2 separate regions of the Homo sapiens genome follow, and region 1 is linked to region 2. Evidence: read pairs that join two places in POLR2A ChIA-PET (ENCODE). Cell type or tissue: Panc1. All regions are shown on one strand. Each heading gives the region's core, and the rest is flanking DNA. Links, peaks and the distances in the headings are about the cores only.

Evidence for each region. Peaks named below come from ENCODE experiments on the same cell type or tissue, not always from the same donor. Only the 100,000 strongest peaks of a DNase experiment are listed, where the experiment ranks them.
Region 1: POLR2A ChIA-PET joins it to region 2 with 12 read pairs; 1 of 35 experiments calls an interaction of 5 or more read pairs at or near these places.

Annotation. Positions count from the first base shown.
Region 1 is chr12:62,716,801-62,722,183 of GRCh38, forward strand. PPM1H (protein phosphatase, Mg2+/Mn2+ dependent 1H) reads right to left here. Exons shown (of 10, transcript NM_020700.2): 6 at 3,371-3,489. Among named protein-coding and RNA genes, the nearest start is that of MIRLET7I, 120 kb to the left of the region's middle. RefSeq lists an enhancer at 768-1,280. In Panc1, for the core only: no CTCF peak of the experiment used is centred there; no DNase peak of the experiment used is centred there; H3K27ac peaks cover 5,000 bases.
Region 2 is chr12:63,851,915-63,857,297 of GRCh38, forward strand. The region is part of intron 1 of SRGAP1 (SLIT-ROBO Rho GTPase activating protein 1); the gene reads left to right. Among named protein-coding and RNA genes, the nearest start is that of SRGAP1, 9.9 kb to the left of the region's middle. In Panc1, for the core only: no CTCF peak of the experiment used is centred there; no DNase peak of the experiment used is centred there; H3K27ac peaks cover 2,118 bases.

The DNA of each region.
Region 1 (5,383 bases), core at 202-5,201, 1.1 Mb before region 2:
ATTATGGGCATCAGCCACCATGCCCAGCCTCCCATCTTTAAGTCCTAAAAAATAACTGCTAGATCTAAGGCTTTCTGCTAGAGGGTAAAAACATTTTAAAAAGGAATTCATTAAAGTTGGGGGGAGTGCTTTACGTAGGCAGTAGTCTAAATTGAATGGATGATTGATTTACTGATTCATTTATTTATTTAGAGATGAGGTCTTGCTCTGTTGCCCAGGCTGGAATGCAGTGGCATGATTCTGGCTCACCGCACCCTCGAATTCCTGGACTCAACTGATCCTACCACCTATGCCTCCCCAAATGCTGGGATTATAGGTATGAGCCACTGTGCTTGGCCTAAACTGGTTTTCAATTTCTTAGGTTCTTCTGACAAAGATGTAAAGGGCTTTTCTTCAACTTAAGTCCTATTTTCAAATCAAAAGTTGGAACAGGTAGGAAATGCACAAAGATGCACATAAATCTGCTTGTAGCCAAGGTTGTGAGCCAACAGCCGTTTGGGGAATTAGGCTGAAAACAAATCAGCAAATCACATCTGACTAAAGCCATTCTCAGTTGTGGCTCCTTCATTATTCATTACCTTCTGTGAAGTTCTATACAATTAAAAATAGCCCATTTGTGGACTGTTTATCTGCTTAGGACCATGCTAATGCAGAGAGAGAGAGAGAGAGAGAGAGAAAGAGAAGGAAAATGAGAAAGAGAACAAGAGCAAGTGTGCACGCAAGAGTGAAAGAAAGTAACTGTGTGCATATAAAGTTGGATATAATCTAGTCCCTGAACTTAGCTACATTTTTTTTTTAATTATAAAACCAGGACAATCTTTAGCCATTTTCTAAATATTAAAATGTACAAGCCACTAAAAACAAAAACAAAAAACAAAAACAAACAAAACACAAAAGCAGAGCTTCCAGGGTTTGGAGAAAGAAACATAAAAAAACTAACCTCATCACACATTCTACTTACAAAGAGAGGTTTGAGTGGAACCTTTACAGCCTTTGAAAGCATCTGGCCCATTAAAGTGACGATGCCTATTATCTCATTAGGAGTGCTTTTCAAAGTTAGTAACAATGAGCTGTTCTTCTCCCCCTTTGAATCAATACTAAGCATCTGCAACAAAGATACTTTTCCTTATTACAAAATCCTAGGCAGATATTTATCATTTGTTTTGACTACTTTAGATCTAATTTGCCTTTCTGGCATAGAAAGAACATAGGTACAGCCTTGCCTCAAGCTCAATCTGCTTTAAATGTGCACATCAACTGTCTGCAACATTGATCTCCCCACTTCTGTCAATTATACCTCCTTTATTCCTTTCAGCCAATACATAATTGCTGCCTGTTTACTATGTGTCAGGCACAGGACTAGGCACTGGTGTCCCCCTCAAGGAGCCTACAGACTTGTTAAAGAGACATATTTAAATAGGCAACTGGTGCTGTCAATGACTTAACCTCTTACCTTTATCCCTTGGCCTAAATCATTTAGTTTCTTATTCATTTTCGTTCCATGTTTTCTGCTTCTATCCCTCTATTTAGGCCTCGAGACCTCACATAAATGTTGTTATGATAGTTTTTCTCTGAGTACCTGAATCTGCTTTCTCTCCTAGTCAATCTCATTCCAACTTCTCTTAGAATGGCCCTCCAAAAACATCACTTTCATTTATTTCTCTTTCTCAGGAATATATAAGAGCACCCCATAGCCTCCCAGTAAATCTAAACTTGTCTGGCATCCCGTTTTCCCTATCATGTTCCCTCAGTACCAGCCCCATCTGTCTCCCATAGTCTCTCCTCTTCTATTTGGTCATGTTCCTTGCTGTCTTTTAGATCTACTCTTTTTATGTGTTTACAACCATGTGGGTTCCTAACGTTCCATCTTTCCAAACTCTACAGTTCCCAGACTAAACCCCATGATGCTTTGCTGAATTACACTAGCTCTCACATTAAACTTTTCCTGTACAAGTGCTGATTTTGCTAACTAAATAAAAATGGATTCACAAGAAAACCCAGTCAGGGTTGGTATGATGACCCTGGGGCATCAAAACTCCAGAACTCAGAGCTGCAAAGGTGAACCCTTTCTGATAAATCCATTCATATTTTAGAGCAGGGGTAAATTCTTAGGCTTGAGAACCAGTCTGTGATGCAACTACTTAATTGCCCTGTTGCAGTGTGAAGGCAGTCACAGATCAAACAAACAAATGGGTGTAGCTATATTTTTAAAAATTATTTCTGGAAGTAGATGGGGTAGGCAGAATTTGACTCTTAGGTCATAGTTTGCTAACCTTGTTGTAGAGGAAGAAGAGTGGATACAGGTGAGAAACTTCTCTTGGTTGGCAAAGGACAACCAGAAGCCCCTTGGCCTCTTATCTTCTCTGGGTAGCTCAACTTGTTCCCTGAAGACAGTATGTACCCTGGCAGTAGATCCCTGGCCAAGTCATCACCATGGGAATTTGGGCTGTGACCATCTGCTATTGCTATTTTGGTCAATGGGGAAGAGATAAGAAAATCTACTTAATCTACTTCTTTGACTCTTTTGGAGATATGGGGAAGAAAGGGTCCATGGTCTCATTCTCATATGGTCTCCAGACTGGCAGGAGGCTCGCTCGTTAGGACCCCAGGGCACAAGAGCAAATCTTCACCCACACAGTGCCAGGCACTGCGCTCTCATTTAATCCTTACATTAACCCTATAGTGTATAAGTACTTATCATATCTATCAGTCAGATAAAAGAAATAGCTGAGGTCTTAGTCAACATTAGCCACTGCTCCATCCTAGAAATGTTCTTGATGCTTACACAGTTGTGTTTTCGGAATACGACAACCCCCCTGACAAGAGTTCTTATTTCAATTTGAATGTGATATTAATGAGAATAGCTCATTAACTTTAGCCTTGATAATGAATCTTCAAAGGATATATCTTTTTATCACTTTATCCATGGAAAAATGGGCTCTAGAGGTTAAGCAATTTAACCAACTTTGCTCATTTAGAAGAATCAGAGTCAGGATTCAAACCCAAGTCAGTCTGGCTCAATAAACCTTTGGCCATTCTACCTCTTTAATAACCCTGACCTAAACACATAAAGCTTCATGTGTTTTTAAAGCCCTCAAATATTTGCTACATGTGAAGTGAGAAATCAGGTCAGTTTCCTGGGGTCCAATATCCCCAAGGAGGGCCTCGAAGAAGCAGAGAGGCAAACCAAGGCTCGTGATTTGGTCCTAAGCAAACATAGCAGAGGCAGGTGTACCCCCTTGTCTTTTACCACAAACCCTGGTCTCTGGCTGTGCTTCCTGATCCAAACTGTGTAACTGGCTGTTTATGGTGGTGATGCTTCCTTCACACACACTGTGTGGTTCCGAGGCAGAGGAAGGCATGTTCTTACCAGCCTGTCATATTAAAGTCCCTGTAGAGCATCTTCTTTCCAAGCTCCTTTCTCTGTACTCTCCTTGGAAACTCCAAATGTGTGAACTCATTTCCCAGCAAGTGAGGCTGCATGAATGCCTAATAGCAAAAAGAAAAAGAAAAAACACACACATACACGTATTTAGAGAAACAAAATAAGAATCAAGGATGTTTTGCAAATTGAGACAGGCCATATTTTAAAAACAAGAAAATTGCCTCATATTTTAAGTAAATAGATTTCAGAGTTTAAACACTAATAGAAGACGAGCACATAAAAATGAATTTACAAAGGAATGTAACTTTTTCATTTGATCTGATACATTAATTGTAACCAAATGCATAGCTGAAGGGATCAGGAAAAAAGACTGAGCTTCTCTCTAAAGAATGGCTTTTTAGTTTTCCAAATGGTATACTGGTGAGATACGGGGTGAGAAAGCTCCCTGACGTGGTCTTTTCCACACTCATCTCACTTACATCCTTGGTTATCACGGCCTTGCCTTTGAAACCTGTGTGTGAGCTTCCATGTAAACACAATGGCTTGAGTGCTGGTTGGGGCTGGATGCAGCAGACAGGAACTTTCTGTTGGACTCCCTCCAGTTTGCTCTGCAGTCATTTGATCGTGTCATTCGAAGACTATTCTGGAGCAGATGGCTTCTCCCCCTCCCCCAAATCTCTGTTCACACTACAAAAGTCTTGAGCAAACAGCCACTTAGGGAATTGCTTTGAAACAACAGTCTCATTGTCACATTCAAAATTCAAATCTAGCAATCCGAGAGACGCAATGCTCACGTACTAACTTCTCTACTCAGAGGCCACATGCTGCAAGCAGGCCTGCACTAGAACTTCCCCACATGAAGCTGTCTACCTGCTTCTGAGCAGCATGGTGGAATGGATCTTCTTTCTTTTCTGGCAGGGAAAAGAGTGGGCAGAGCAAATCACAGCCTGGCAGTGTAGGAAAGCAAGGGATCTCTGCCACCAGGCAGATGGTCAGGTCCTCAGTGTATGGGTCATAGGCATCTCTTACAGCTACTTTGCTAGGACCCAATGCCGGCGGATCTCTCACTGATTCTCATGAAGGTCTGGAGGTATTAGTTAGATGGTAGTCATCCAATGCTAAGTTTTTCAGGAACCAAAGGAAGGAAGCTAAGTTGTCACCAGGCTGGTCATATTTGCCCAGATATGGAACTCTGAGCAAGTAATTCTGGGCAGGCTTGGGGACAGGACAGGATGGGATGAGACAGGGTGACTGAGGGTGAGCAGGAGAACTGTGCTTCCCATTTGCTGTAGCCTCAACAGTTTCTAGGTCTGGTGGGAATTCTGGATCACTTTGAGGGGCTCTGAAAATTCTGCTGGGAGTAAGGCTTGGGGTGCTGATGGGTATCAAGGAAGCTTAAATACGAGGTTTTACAGAGAGGTTCTCCTGGGAAGGAATGAAGGGAACTAACACTTAATAGGTCAGGTCAACAGTGGTGCTTTGGGTGAGAAGAATTTGGGTGTGAATCCAAGCTCTGCTTTCATAAGCAATGTGGTTTTAGCAGGTTATTTAATTTCTTGGGCCTCAGTTTATCTGTAAATGAGATTAATTATATATCCCACACTGCTGTTTTCATAATGTAATGTCTATTAATATACTTAGTTGTTTCTGCTTACAAAAAATTATTATAGTCACCTAGTGATTATTGAATCCTATTATATCCTGAGTACTACACTCAGTGCTTTGAGAGTTCTAATTTCACCCTCTTAACAATCTTCTGGACAACACTGGCTACATCATTTGTGGGGCCCGGTGAAAAACAGAAACAGGGAGCCTGTGTTCAAAATCAAGAATTTCAAGACAGGGACAGCAGAGCATTAAACTAAGCAGAGCACTAAACTAAGCACGGCACCCTCCGCGACCGCACAAGTCACAGGCCCATGAAGCTCGTCATGCCTACTGGGTACATACTATTTTATTCTTTTTATTTTAGTCCGCCCATGAAAACTAAGGAACAAA
Region 2 (5,383 bases), core at 65-5,064:
CTTGGCACATAATAGTCAACAAATGTTAGTCATTGTTATCTCTTTAATGCTGGTTTTCTTTCTATCTACTGTATTTATTTATTTATTTTTGAGACAGGGTCTCGCTCTGTTGCTCAGGCTGGAGCACAGTGGCCCAATCTCGGCTCAGCTCACTGCAGCCTCAACCTCCCCAGGCTCAGGTGATCCTGCCACCTCAGCCTCCTGTGTAGCTGGGACTATAGGCGCCTGCCATCACGCCTGATTTTTGTATTTTTTGTAGAGACGGGTTTTGGCCATGTTGCCCAGGCTGGTTTCAAACTCCCAAACTCAAGTGATCCACCTGCTTGAGCCTTGGGCCTCCCAAAGTGCTGGGATTACAGGCATGAGCCACCTCGCCCAGCATGTTGTTCTATCTGCTGTATCTTGTTGCATTCTGATTTAGATAGGTTTTTTGAAATTCAAATACGTAATCACTAGTCTTTTTACCAGAATGAATTCCAAAGTGGACTAATCTTGAATTATCCTAAGAGAGTGCCATGTGCTTTTAGAGTGGAGTGGGTTTCATGGTGGAATTTAAAAGGGAAATAGAATAGACAATGCATACAGATTCCCAGCTCATTATAAGGTGGATTTTATATTTTGTCATTATTTTTCATGCAAGTGCAAGTAACAAAGCCTAAAAGCACATTCCTGGCCCTGGGCTGCCACGTATTTAAGAATAACTTTTGTTTTAAATTGTCTCTACCTCTGTTCAGTGATGCTGTATGGAAAATGAAAACTGTAGTTCAGTCAGTGGATTTGACTTACCTGTGGGTGAAAAAGATTCTTATGACATCAGATAAAGTCACTGCCTTAATCTCATAGTCTTGAGAAAAGTATTTTCTTTTAAAATCAATGTAGGAATGAAAATTCCACTTATGACTGCTAATTTGCTTCTGTTTCACTAGAAAGCACTTTGATATTAGAAATCATTGTCTGTGCATCTCCCACACGCTTTAGTACAGGGCCTCATTAAACATTTATTACATGAGAAGAGGAATAATTTGGAATAATAATTCCTTTATACTGCAAATAAGCATGGTGATCATTCAGAATTATCTAGGATGTCCAAACAAGTATTACCGCAAAATTTTTTTTTTTTTTGAGATGGAGTTTCACTCTTGTTGCCCAGGCTGGAGTGCAATGGCAAGATCTTGGCTCACTGCAACCTCCGTTTCCTGGGTTCAAGCAATTCTCCTGCCTCAGACTCATGAGTAGCTGGGAGTACAGGCACCCGCCACCATGCCCGGCTAATTTTTTGTATTTTTAGGAGACACGGGGTTTCACCATGTTGGCCAGGCTGGTCTCGAACTCCTGACATCAGGTGATCCACCCACCTCGGCCTCCCAAAGTGCTGGGATTACAGGTGTGAGCCACCGCACCCGGCCTATTACCACAAAATTTTAAGTTGAATTCAAATGGTTTATAATTTCTTTAGAAAGTCACTCAGCTGGAAACATTCTAAATGTCCAACAGTGGGGAATGGTTAACTAAATTCCACTGGTAAATTGTTAACTAACTGTATACATGCAATGTTATGCAGTCTTTACCACTGGTTTTTGAAGAACATTTTATGATGTGGTTAATTGTTTTTATAATAATTGAAGAAAGACTGTAAAATGGAAGGTGAAATAATAATTAAAGATAATCATAACCAGAGCTAACAGTATTGAGCACCTACAGTGAGCCAGTCACCATTGCTTTGCATGGGCACCATGAGGGATACACTGAGTTGTGTATGTGCAAAACAAGCTGCAATGCACGGGAGGAGGAATTTCTGCTTAACTTTCCTATTTAGTATAGTTAGTACTTTCTGTGTCTTTGGGCCACAGTATACCTGGCCTTTGGTAAATTTTCAGGCTAAATGTAAGAATCTGACTTTCAACTCCACCCTCCTTGAGTACAGGAGTGGGCAAGGTAAATCCAAGCAAAGCTTAGCCTCTGGATTGAACCTCTGATAATCAGATTTGTCCATGGGACAACCAAATTTCTCATTTGTTTACAACTCATTTATATACTTTGGTTTTTCCTTGCTTTGAGCTTAGTTGGCATGTGTGTTTGGGAGAGCAAGCTTGCTTCTTTGCTTGCTTGCTTTGTGAAATATACATACAAACAGGTACAGAAAATGATTATTTACAGTTTAAAGAATAGTAGCTTTGAATACTTCAGTGCTAGCCACCCAGGTTAAGAAAGAAACATTACCAGTGCCTTAGAAACCCCCATGGAATGTCCCTTTCCTAGCAAATCTCCCTTCATTCCCACTGCCACTCTTAGTATTAATAATTCCTTTGTTTTCTGTAAAGCTTTACTGTCATTTTGTAGCTTTCTTTATAGTTTTGATTAGGATGCATTCATATATCAAGAATATAGGGCCATTTGAACACTTTCTGAATTTTTAATAATATTGATGAATTGGTGTAAATTTTAAAAATTGGAATAGTAGTGTTTTGGCATGTATAACAAATCTTTATCTTTTAAAGATACATGCTGAGTAATAATGGATGAAATTAGGACATCTGGGATTTTCTTGAAAGTAATCTTGGGGAGGGAAGAAATACGTAGGGATACAGATAAAATACAAAATGAATTGATAATCCGTGGGTGCACGAGGTTAATTATATTATTCTCTTTATTTTTGCATATGCTTGAAATTTTCCCTAATAAAAAATTAATAATATGTATTCTTATGACTTCAATTTTATACTCAATATTATTATGTTAAGATTAATCTACCTTAATGTATGCAACTATAATTTCACTGCCACACTGTGTGCTTTCTCTGGTGCATAATATTCCAGTGCATAAAAAATACTACAAGCTATTGATTCATTCTATATGACATTTGAATTATTTATAGTTTTTTTGCTATCATGAATAGTAATAGTGTATAAAATGCTGTAGGTGTCTCCTGATGTATACGTACAAGAAGAGTTTCTCTAGGTGTACTTGCTGGGTCACTGGGAATGTGCATGTTCATCTTTACCAGGTAATGTCAAACCTTTCTCTTATTAGCAGGGGAGGAGAGTTCCACAGCCTGAAAAACACTTAGCATTGAGCAATGTGCTAGTTAAAGAAGAGGCTAAGCTGTTATAATAAAGAGAACCCCCCAAACAGTGACTTTAAACTAGAGAGATTTTTTTCTTTCTCGGGTAACAGACTGGAGATGTCCAATCCAGGCCAGCAGGACATCTTTGCCCCATTATTAAGTTTCCTTCCATCTTGTGGTTCTGCCATTACCTAGATAAATGAACTTGTCTACTCTTTGAAACCAGATTTTAAGTATTTCAGTGTTTCAGCTTGTAGGAAGGAAAATCAGCCTTAAGGAGCACATGTCCACGGTTTTCAAACCCAGCCCTTACTAGTACACATAATTTCCACTTACTTAACCAGTGGGAACTTAGTTACATGGCCACATCTTGCTGCAAGGGAAGCTGGGAAATATAGTCTCTCTGGATGGCCCTGTTTCTAATTATAACTTGATGGTCACAGCATGAAAGAAGAGATTTTGGTGAACAAGCAGCAGTCAACATGAAAAATGGTGTTTTTTTTTTTTTTTTTTTTTTTTTTTTTTTTGAGGGAGAGTCTCACTCTATCAGCCAGGCTAGGGTGCAGTGGCACCATCTCTATGGCTCACTGCAACCTCCACCTCCCAAGTTCAGGCAATTCTCATGCCTCAGCTTCCCAAGTAGGGACTACAGGCGTGCACCACCACACCCGGCTGATTTTTGTATTTTTTAGTAGAGACGGAGTTCCACCATGTTGCCCAGGCTGGTCTTGAACTCCTGGGCTCAAGTGATTGCCCTCCTTGGCCTTCCAAAGTGCTGGGATTACAGGCGTGAGCCACCATGCCCAGCCAGAATTATTTTCTCTTCCTTTTTATTTTTAATTTTTGTGGGTACACAGTAGGTGTGTATATCTTATTGATTTGTGAGTTTTGTTTTGTTTTAGTATGTTCGTGATGTTAGTCTCTTGCCAGTTATATCTGTTGCAAATATCTGCTCCCAGTCTGTAGCTTGTGTTTTCACTTTTAAAAAGATCCTCTAGGCTGGGCTTGGTGGCTCATGCCTGTAATCCCAGCACTTTGGGAAGCTGAGGCAGGTGGATCACCTGAGGTCAGGAATTTGAGATCAGCCTGGCCAACATGGCGAAACGCCATCTCTACTAAAAATACAAAAATTAGCTGGGCATGGTGGCAGGCGCTGGTAATCCCAGCTCCTTGGGAGGCTGAGGCAGGAGAATCATCTCAACCCAGGAGGTGGGGATGAGCCAAGATCGCACCATTGCACTCCAGCCTGGGCAACAAGAGCGAAACTCCGTCTCTAAATAAATAAATAAATAAATAAATAAATAAATAAATAAATAAAAAGATCCTCTTAATAAATAGAAGTTGTTCATTTTTAATCTGTTCACATGTATCAATTATTTATATTTGGTGTTTAAATAATCCTTCCCCACTCTAAAGTCAGGAAGATACCTGTCTGTGTCATCTTCTAAATGTTGTAAAATTTTGCTTTCGGCGTATGTTTTTAATTCATCTGAAGTTTTTTATTTTGTGTGAGCTAGGAATTTTGTTAAAGTTCTTTTCATTTAAATGACCTTTCTTGGGTTCCATGTGCTAATAGTCTTTTTGAAGAAATGATATGCTAGCTGCTTCTGTTTTGATGAAAGTTTCACATACGCAAAACTCTATTTTTGGACACTCTATTGTGTTCCGTTGGTTAATTTATTCTTGCACCAATACCAATCACACTATCTTAACTACTATAGCTTTGTAATAAGTCTTTATGTCTGGTAAGCTAAATCTTCCTTCTGTCTTCTTTTTCAGAAGTATCTTCTGATCTTGCTCCTTTCTCTTCCAAGTAAATTTTAGAATTAGTTGGCCTTCCATTGAAAACACATTGGCATTTTGATTGGAATTGCGTGAAATTATAAATCAGTTAGGGAAGAATTGGCATCTATATATTAGTTCTTCCTACCTGTGAATATGAGTATTCCTCCATTTATTTAGTTGTTTTAAAATATCTTTGTGTAAAGTTTTATGCTTTTGATATTTTTGTTTAGATTTATATCAGGATGCTATTTTTATGACTAATGTTCATGAGATCTCTTTCAAGAGTGTTTTCTACTTTCTATTATGCAGAAATGCAATTTACTGCTTTTTTTTTTTTTGAGATGGAGTTTCGCTTACCCAGGCTGGAGTGCACTGGCGTGATCTCGGCCCACTGCAACCTCCGCCTCCTGGGTTCAAGCGATTCTCTTGCCTCAGCCTCCCAAGTAGCTAAGATTACAGGCATGCTCCACCACGCCCAGCTAATTTTGTATTTTTAGTAGAGATGGGATTTCTCCATGTTGGCCAGGCTGGTCT